2 separate regions of the Homo sapiens genome follow, and region 1 is linked to region 2. A link is a contact called in ENCODE Hi-C or POLR2A ChIA-PET data. All regions are on one chromosome and are shown on one strand. Each heading gives the region's core, a stretch centred on a gene start or an enhancer-like site at or near the end of the contact. The rest is flanking DNA. Distances are from core to core; before and after follow the strand shown.

Region 1 (3,365 bases), core at 543-3,042, 330 kb before region 2:
ATAGAAGGGTCCCATATTAAAATAGGTTTAAGGAAATCTAAGAAAACCAGTTTTCTGCATCTCAGAACGTCTGTCAACCTTTAACATACCAGGCTAATTCTGAGCCCTCGAAGTCCTGGTGTTTGCTGTCTTTCCACTCAGCTTTGTTCAGTGTAAGATTTCATCCTCCTCCAAGAGTAAGGGTGGAGGGTGAGGGAGGGGGGCTTGGTGGAGGTGACAGTCACAGGAGTCACATCTCACTACAGAGGTCCCCAAGCCCTTACAGCTCATCACCTAGGTGGCGTCTCAGACCAATTACTAAACTAATTACTGGTTAGAGAAAAAGTATGACAGCAATGGCCATTGTGTAATCCACTTTCACCTCCTGTGCTCAGAAGGGCCATCCCTTTCCCTCAACCCATGAGCAATCCATGAACAAATGTGGGTCAAATAAAGATGAAGGGAATGGCTGGTAGGTAAGGGACTAGCAATGTCAGCACAGTTACAAAGTTCAAAATATAACTAAGTTATTGATTAGATCTTTACAATTGTGAAAACCCTTCCAGTTCTCTCTTGGGCCCAGGAGTTCAAAGGAAACAGTATAACTGCTACAGTGCTTTCTCCTCACCCCATCCCATCACCCTCCAAAAAGCACTCTCTAGTGGCCAAAGTCTATCCTCTTTAGGGCAGTGAAAGAAGCAACAAATGCATGTGTCCCCTTGGAGGTAAACTAAGTTTTCTAGTCTGCAGAAACAAGCCCACAATATCACAGATTCTGTAGAAATACAGATAGTGTGACCCCGATAAATCGCATTCCCCACTTTGAGAGCAGTGCACCTGAATCACACCCTTATGTGTCCCTGGTTCTCTGACTGAGGAGTCACTCTTTGTATAGTTAATCCTGGGAAGATGGTTTTAGCAGTTTCCAGGTAACTTGGTTAAAATCAATTTGACCAAAAACAATTTAGTTAAAGGTAATTTGGTCACAAAAATCTCTCCAGAATGTTAACTAGTCAAAAATGAATATCCTGAGTTATGAATATTTCTAGTTTCTGTGATAATTATTAATGGAATGAGCGAATGTGGGCAAATTTACCCACAAAATCTGCCCGCAGAGACCAGTGGCTGCCCCTTGGTGAGTGGGATTGTGGGTGTTCCTATTGTATTCTTTTGCTGGCTTGCATTTTAATGATAAAACAGATAAGGTAGCCAGGCATGGTGGCACATGCCTTTAGTCCCAGCTACCCAGAAGGCTGAGGCAGGAGAATCACTTGAACCCAGGAGGCAGAGGTTGCGTGAGTTGAGATCACGCCACTACACTGGGCAACAGAGCGAGACTCCATCTCAAAAACACAAATCAAAACAAAACAAAACAAAAAAAACAGGTAAGGTCATGATTTTCTACGTTGCTTCTGTAATAAGAAAAAGTAAAATGAAGGGATATGGAATGTTTCAGGCTTGAGGGTTTTGTTTTCCCTTCTTTAAAGTTTTTCTAATTCACGTTAAGCCAAAATGCCAGCTGTGCTTGTTTGGCAATTTTTCTATTTTTGTGCATAGGGTTGAGAGATATTTAGCTCGTTCCAGCTACTCCCTTATTGTTGGTGAACACAGAGCAAGAATAACTGGCTGAAAATAAGTCGGAAATTTTAAAAAACAAAGAGAAAGCAACAGAAAATTTGAAGTTGATTTTCTTAACGCTTTAAAATGCATTAGAAGAGAAAACAACACTATGTTGCAACATAATTTCCAGTAATTAGGGCACCATTCAGTGGTAGGGTGTTCCCTGTGTAATTCCAGGGAGCATCATTGACACAGCTTAGGAGATGAAGGGCGCCCCCTGCAGTCATGTGCCATGGCAACCTAAACATAAACTTACCTAATAACACTACTATTTTGTCAGATTGTTCTTGGCCCAATTATAAGCTGTTTTAATGGGTTGGAACATTTGTTTATACTTCTGTCTTAGGGCTCCTGGATAGTTCTAAGGATCTTAAGGGATTCTAAATCCAATGCTGTAAGCCTGGTATGTCATGTGCTGTTCTAAAGCTTTGGGGAGGACTTTTTAAGTCTTTTTAAAAGACTAGTATTATGGAAAATACTGCATATTTATTGAGTTTCTATTACTGAACTGGTTGTTTTGCCTCTACGCCTACCCATAGACTTTCTAACGCACTGACCTACTTTAAATTCTTCAGTATCTCCCTCAGCATCTTCTGGACACAACCTAAACTCCTCAGTACAATTCAGCCATAAAAAAGAATGAAATCCTGTCATTTGAGGCAACAGGGATGAGCCTGGAGGACATTATGTTAAGTAAAATAAGTCACGCACGGAAAGATAAATACTGCATGTTCTCACTCATATGTGGGAGCTAAAAAAAAAAAACTGAACTCATGGAAGTAGAATTGTGCTTATTAGAGGCTGGGAAGGGTAGGGGGCTGCAGGAGGTTGGGGGGATAGGGAGAGGTTAGCTAATGGCTACAAAATTACAACTATGTAGGAGGAATACGTTCGAGTGTTCTATAGCACTGTAGGGTGACTATAGTTAACAAAATTTTATTGTATATTTTCAAAAAGCTGGAAGAGAAGATGTTGAATATTCCCAATACAAAGAAATGATAAATGTTTGAAATGAAGGTAACGCCCATTATCCTGATGTGATCATTACACATTGAACACATGTATCAAGCTATCACTCTGTAGCCCATAAATATGTACATTAATTTTTTTACTCAGATAGAATCTCTACAGTCTCATGGTTAATAAACTATTTGAAACAGCGGAAACCCTTTATAAATGGAGTATTTAATGAAAATGAGAGTCAATTCATGTTCTCAAAACCATAATCCGATAAAAGCCTCTGATATGCTTAACATCTGACTTTGGTGTAAAAACAATGTTCCCAGATTATATTTTGACCTTGAAAAATTAAACCTAAAGTGAATAGAGGTGGCACATTCACAGCAGTTTATCCCAGCAGCTGTGCTGGCCTGGTGACAAGCTAGTTAGCATGGTGACAAACTATATAATAGCAAACCCTTTCATTCTAATAGTGATTTGCACAGAGGAATTATAAAACACCTTGGGAAATTATGCCATTAATATTCATTAAATGCACATAGTGGCAGAAATTGAAGAACAGTGGTTCAGTGAAGCCATAGGCCCTTCAGAGAAAGATCCAGGACCCTGACTTTACCTCATTGATCATCCACAAGACCAGGCTTCCTCTTCACTACACGAGTCAGAAAACCCTTCCCTGTAAATCAAGTGCCTTCCACCCAGAAAACTGTAATTCATAGAAAGTTTTCTTCTTCTGTAGGAAGTTAATCAAGTGTTTGTCATTACATCTTTATCCTCACCGTGTCTTTGATTTTCAAATATCTTAC
Region 2 (3,003 bases), core at 31-2,530:
CATTCAGGGAACAGTTTCCTTAGCGGCCCCTGGTCACATGTCATCGGGCTGGGCAGGAAGCGTCCCTGATTGCGTGCTCCACTTCTCCCTCTCAGGAAGCCCAGTTTCATCCTTAGTACCCCCCCTCGTGCCCGCTGTCGGCTGGTTATAGCACTTCCACTGCTACTGTCAGATAGGAAGTGATCGAAGCAGGGGGCAAAGAGAAAGCCCATATTTGTTCTAAGCAGAAAAGCAGGAAAAAAAAAAAAAAAAAAGAAAGAAAAACACCTGTTGACCTGAGAGAAGTAAATTCCAGAAGGGAACCAAGAACTCTTCCCTTCCCTGGTGAGTATTTCCATTATTCCGTTAAGGTTTAATATGCATTCAGATTACTTTTACTAAATAGGACACCATAAAGCTTTTGTTATATATTAAATGTAAACTGAAAGGAATGTAAACATATGTATTGTTAATTATAAATATAGATAAGTAATGACATAATAGATGAAAAAGTCTTATTCAGATGTATCACATTCATTTTACATTACCCACCTATTGTCGCATGGTAGAATAGTTTTTTGTCTCTGAATATGTGAATAACTTGACTTGCATTGATCTTTTTACATATTTAATAAAAAAAAAAGTATATGTTAAAATCTGCCTGGAGTTACAGATTCTTAAATTTTTATGCTGAAGCTTCCCTTTTCAGTCAGCATGTGAATAGGAATAGATTTGTGTGGATTTACACATCTACCCACATTTTATTATGATTTCCCCGGGGCGGGGGTTGTCTTTGTTTTTATTGATGGCCAATGTTGTTAACAAGAGTTACAGACTCGTATTTGATATCAAATGTAGCAGCTATAATACCTTTTAAAAACTTTACCAAAAAAAAAAAAAAAAAGACATAAAGAGAAAACATTCCCTTGGGAAACATTCCACCTGCAAGCAAACAGAATCCTAGCTCCTGCAGGTCCAGCATACTCCATCTGGACAAGACAGTGCTGGGCAAATAGGAAACTGTGGGAGAAGCAGGCAGATGTTTCTAAGTACAGCTTTGTGGCAGAATGACCTGCTTGACAAAAACCCTTTGAATAAGTGTTTGTTGACTTTAAACGGCAATGATTTATCGACATGAGCTATAATTGTAATAACAATTTAACAGATACAGGAATAGGTGAAAAGAGAAATGTATTTCAACTGGCCCAGTAATCACCTGTGGAGACTGCAGAGCAGGCCACACTGGGATGCAGACGTTACCCTGGAGCCTGCAGGTTACTGGGCTTCAGCTAATACCCTTTTCACCGTGAAGAGTGCCAGCCTTCCCTACGCTGCTTCCAAGCACCACCTAGAGGCCAGTTTGGTTTCTCTACTGTCCTTTGGCCACTATTTTCCAGTCACTTGCCTTTAGGCACATTTCTATTAAAATAAGTGGGAAAATAACAGAAAGCAAAGATGTTACCCCTCTTCTCCATCTACATTCATTTCCTCCCAAGGTACACCACTTGTGACAGAAGTTTGTGAGCCATTACCTGGGTTTGAAATTTCATGCTCAAAGTACATGTGTGTTTCCCATTTAATCCACGAACTCTGGGGTTTTAAACACTTGATCTTAGACATTTGTGCACAGACAAAAATACATGTGATTCATCTTACAAAATGTACACTGGTGGACTCTAGTAAATCTGTCACTGATGGTTCAAAGGTGGCGAAATAACATGCTTGTTCTATTTTATTAAATCTGACATCATTTCTAAAAATTTGTTGCTTCTGGTACTATGGATAGGCTCAAGTCCAGAGACACCCCTTCTCAAAAAAGTTAATGGAATTCCATTGAATTTGAGTTACAAAATGCCAGTTCTCTAAAACACACACAGACAACTTGGTTTCTGACTTGTTTTATTCCTTTTAACTGCTAGAACACAACTATGATCATTAATTAAGGCTGCTATCACTAGTAATAACTTTTACTGACCCAGTTTCTCAGCACTGAGGCAATGTTGCCAAATAGCACAAATGATGGATAAAAACATCTCCGTGGATGTCTAATAGCTCCTGTCTTGCCAAACTAGGAACTCATAAAAGATGTTTTCCACTCATTAGAGGAATCCTGGCTTTATTTGCCTAAAGGAAAGCAAAGCTGAGGAGAAAATCCATTGATCCCTGGAGGACCCTCACGTGGCATTGGTACTTTGGATCACAAGACTGCCCCACGGGCAGACCCCCCAACTCTGAGCCAGACCCCATGTCTTGTATAGATTACGAGTACACAGAAGGTGCATTTACTGAGGCTGTGCTTCTGTTTTGGGTTTACAAATGTCATCAAAATGGAAGACCCAGCTGAAGTTAATTTGTTGGATGCCTTTTTCTCTCAATTCACTGGAAAAAAAAAATGTTTAACTTTTTAGCTTCCAAGTTTTAATTTCTAAAACAGGTTTCTTGTGGTATTTTGCAACGATTTTATCATCAAGCCTGGTGATAAATTGTTTTTAAAGGGTAATGATGTATTAATGTACCTTTGAATTTACGATTCTCAGTAGGAAACTAACCCAAGACCTAAATGTTTTCTTTTCTAGAGAATAAAAAAGTTAAGTACATGTTTCCTTCTGTGTAGCTAACATCCTTCATATTTTTACACTATGGTATTTCTTTAGGTCTTGAAGGTTATCCATATACAATAAAAAAAAATATGTTTAGTAAAATGGTTTTTGTCAAATCTGAGAGCTTAAATGAAACTTTGGAAATTAAAAAGTAATGAAAAGGTCTCATAAATGTGTTTGGAACTTACTACTAGGATGCTGTCTTCTAATCTGATATATTTATTATGTAGATGAAACATGAACTTCTAACGGAACAGTTTTTCTTCCAGCTTGAAAGATCTTTTAGAAAAAGACCACAGAAAACCAAGCCAAATGTTAGTTTCTTTTAGGCTAAGTTATGTCAAGATAGGCTCAGAGGCCATCCTGTCCTGCAAACAAAGACATTGTCCAGTCACCTGAGCTTTAAAAAAAAAAAAAATGCAGA

What was found. Hi-C counts contacts between places; a loop is a spot of excess contacts on that map. ChIA-PET counts read pairs that join two places held with the same protein, here RNA polymerase II (POLR2A). Pooled maps may share reads with other maps.
Region 1: a loop to region 2 is called in a pooled map, with 3 times the contacts of the local background. The contact joins two enhancer-like sites. A Hi-C loop is called at or near these places in 2 of 50 pooled maps. POLR2A ChIA-PET finds 5 or more read pairs at or near these places in 2 of 52 experiments (CD8-positive, alpha-beta T cell and activated naive CD4-positive, alpha-beta T cell).

Annotation. Positions count from the first base shown.
Region 1 is chr18:34,808,124-34,811,488 of GRCh38, forward strand. The region is part of intron 5 of DTNA (dystrobrevin alpha); the gene reads left to right. Among named protein-coding and RNA genes, the nearest start is that of DTNA-AS1, 42 kb to the left of the region's middle. Within about 2 kb of position 1,793, at least 9 of the 41 ENCODE cell types and tissues checked have a DNase peak (open chromatin) inside an H3K27ac peak, as active enhancers do.
Region 2 is chr18:35,142,836-35,145,838 of GRCh38, forward strand. It overlaps MAPRE2 (microtubule associated protein RP/EB family member 2), which reads left to right. Exons shown (of 7, transcript NM_014268.4): 7 at 1-635. Among named protein-coding and RNA genes, the nearest start is that of ZNF397, 97 kb to the right of the region's middle. Within about 2 kb of position 1,281, at least 7 of the 41 ENCODE cell types and tissues checked have a DNase peak (open chromatin) inside an H3K27ac peak, as active enhancers do.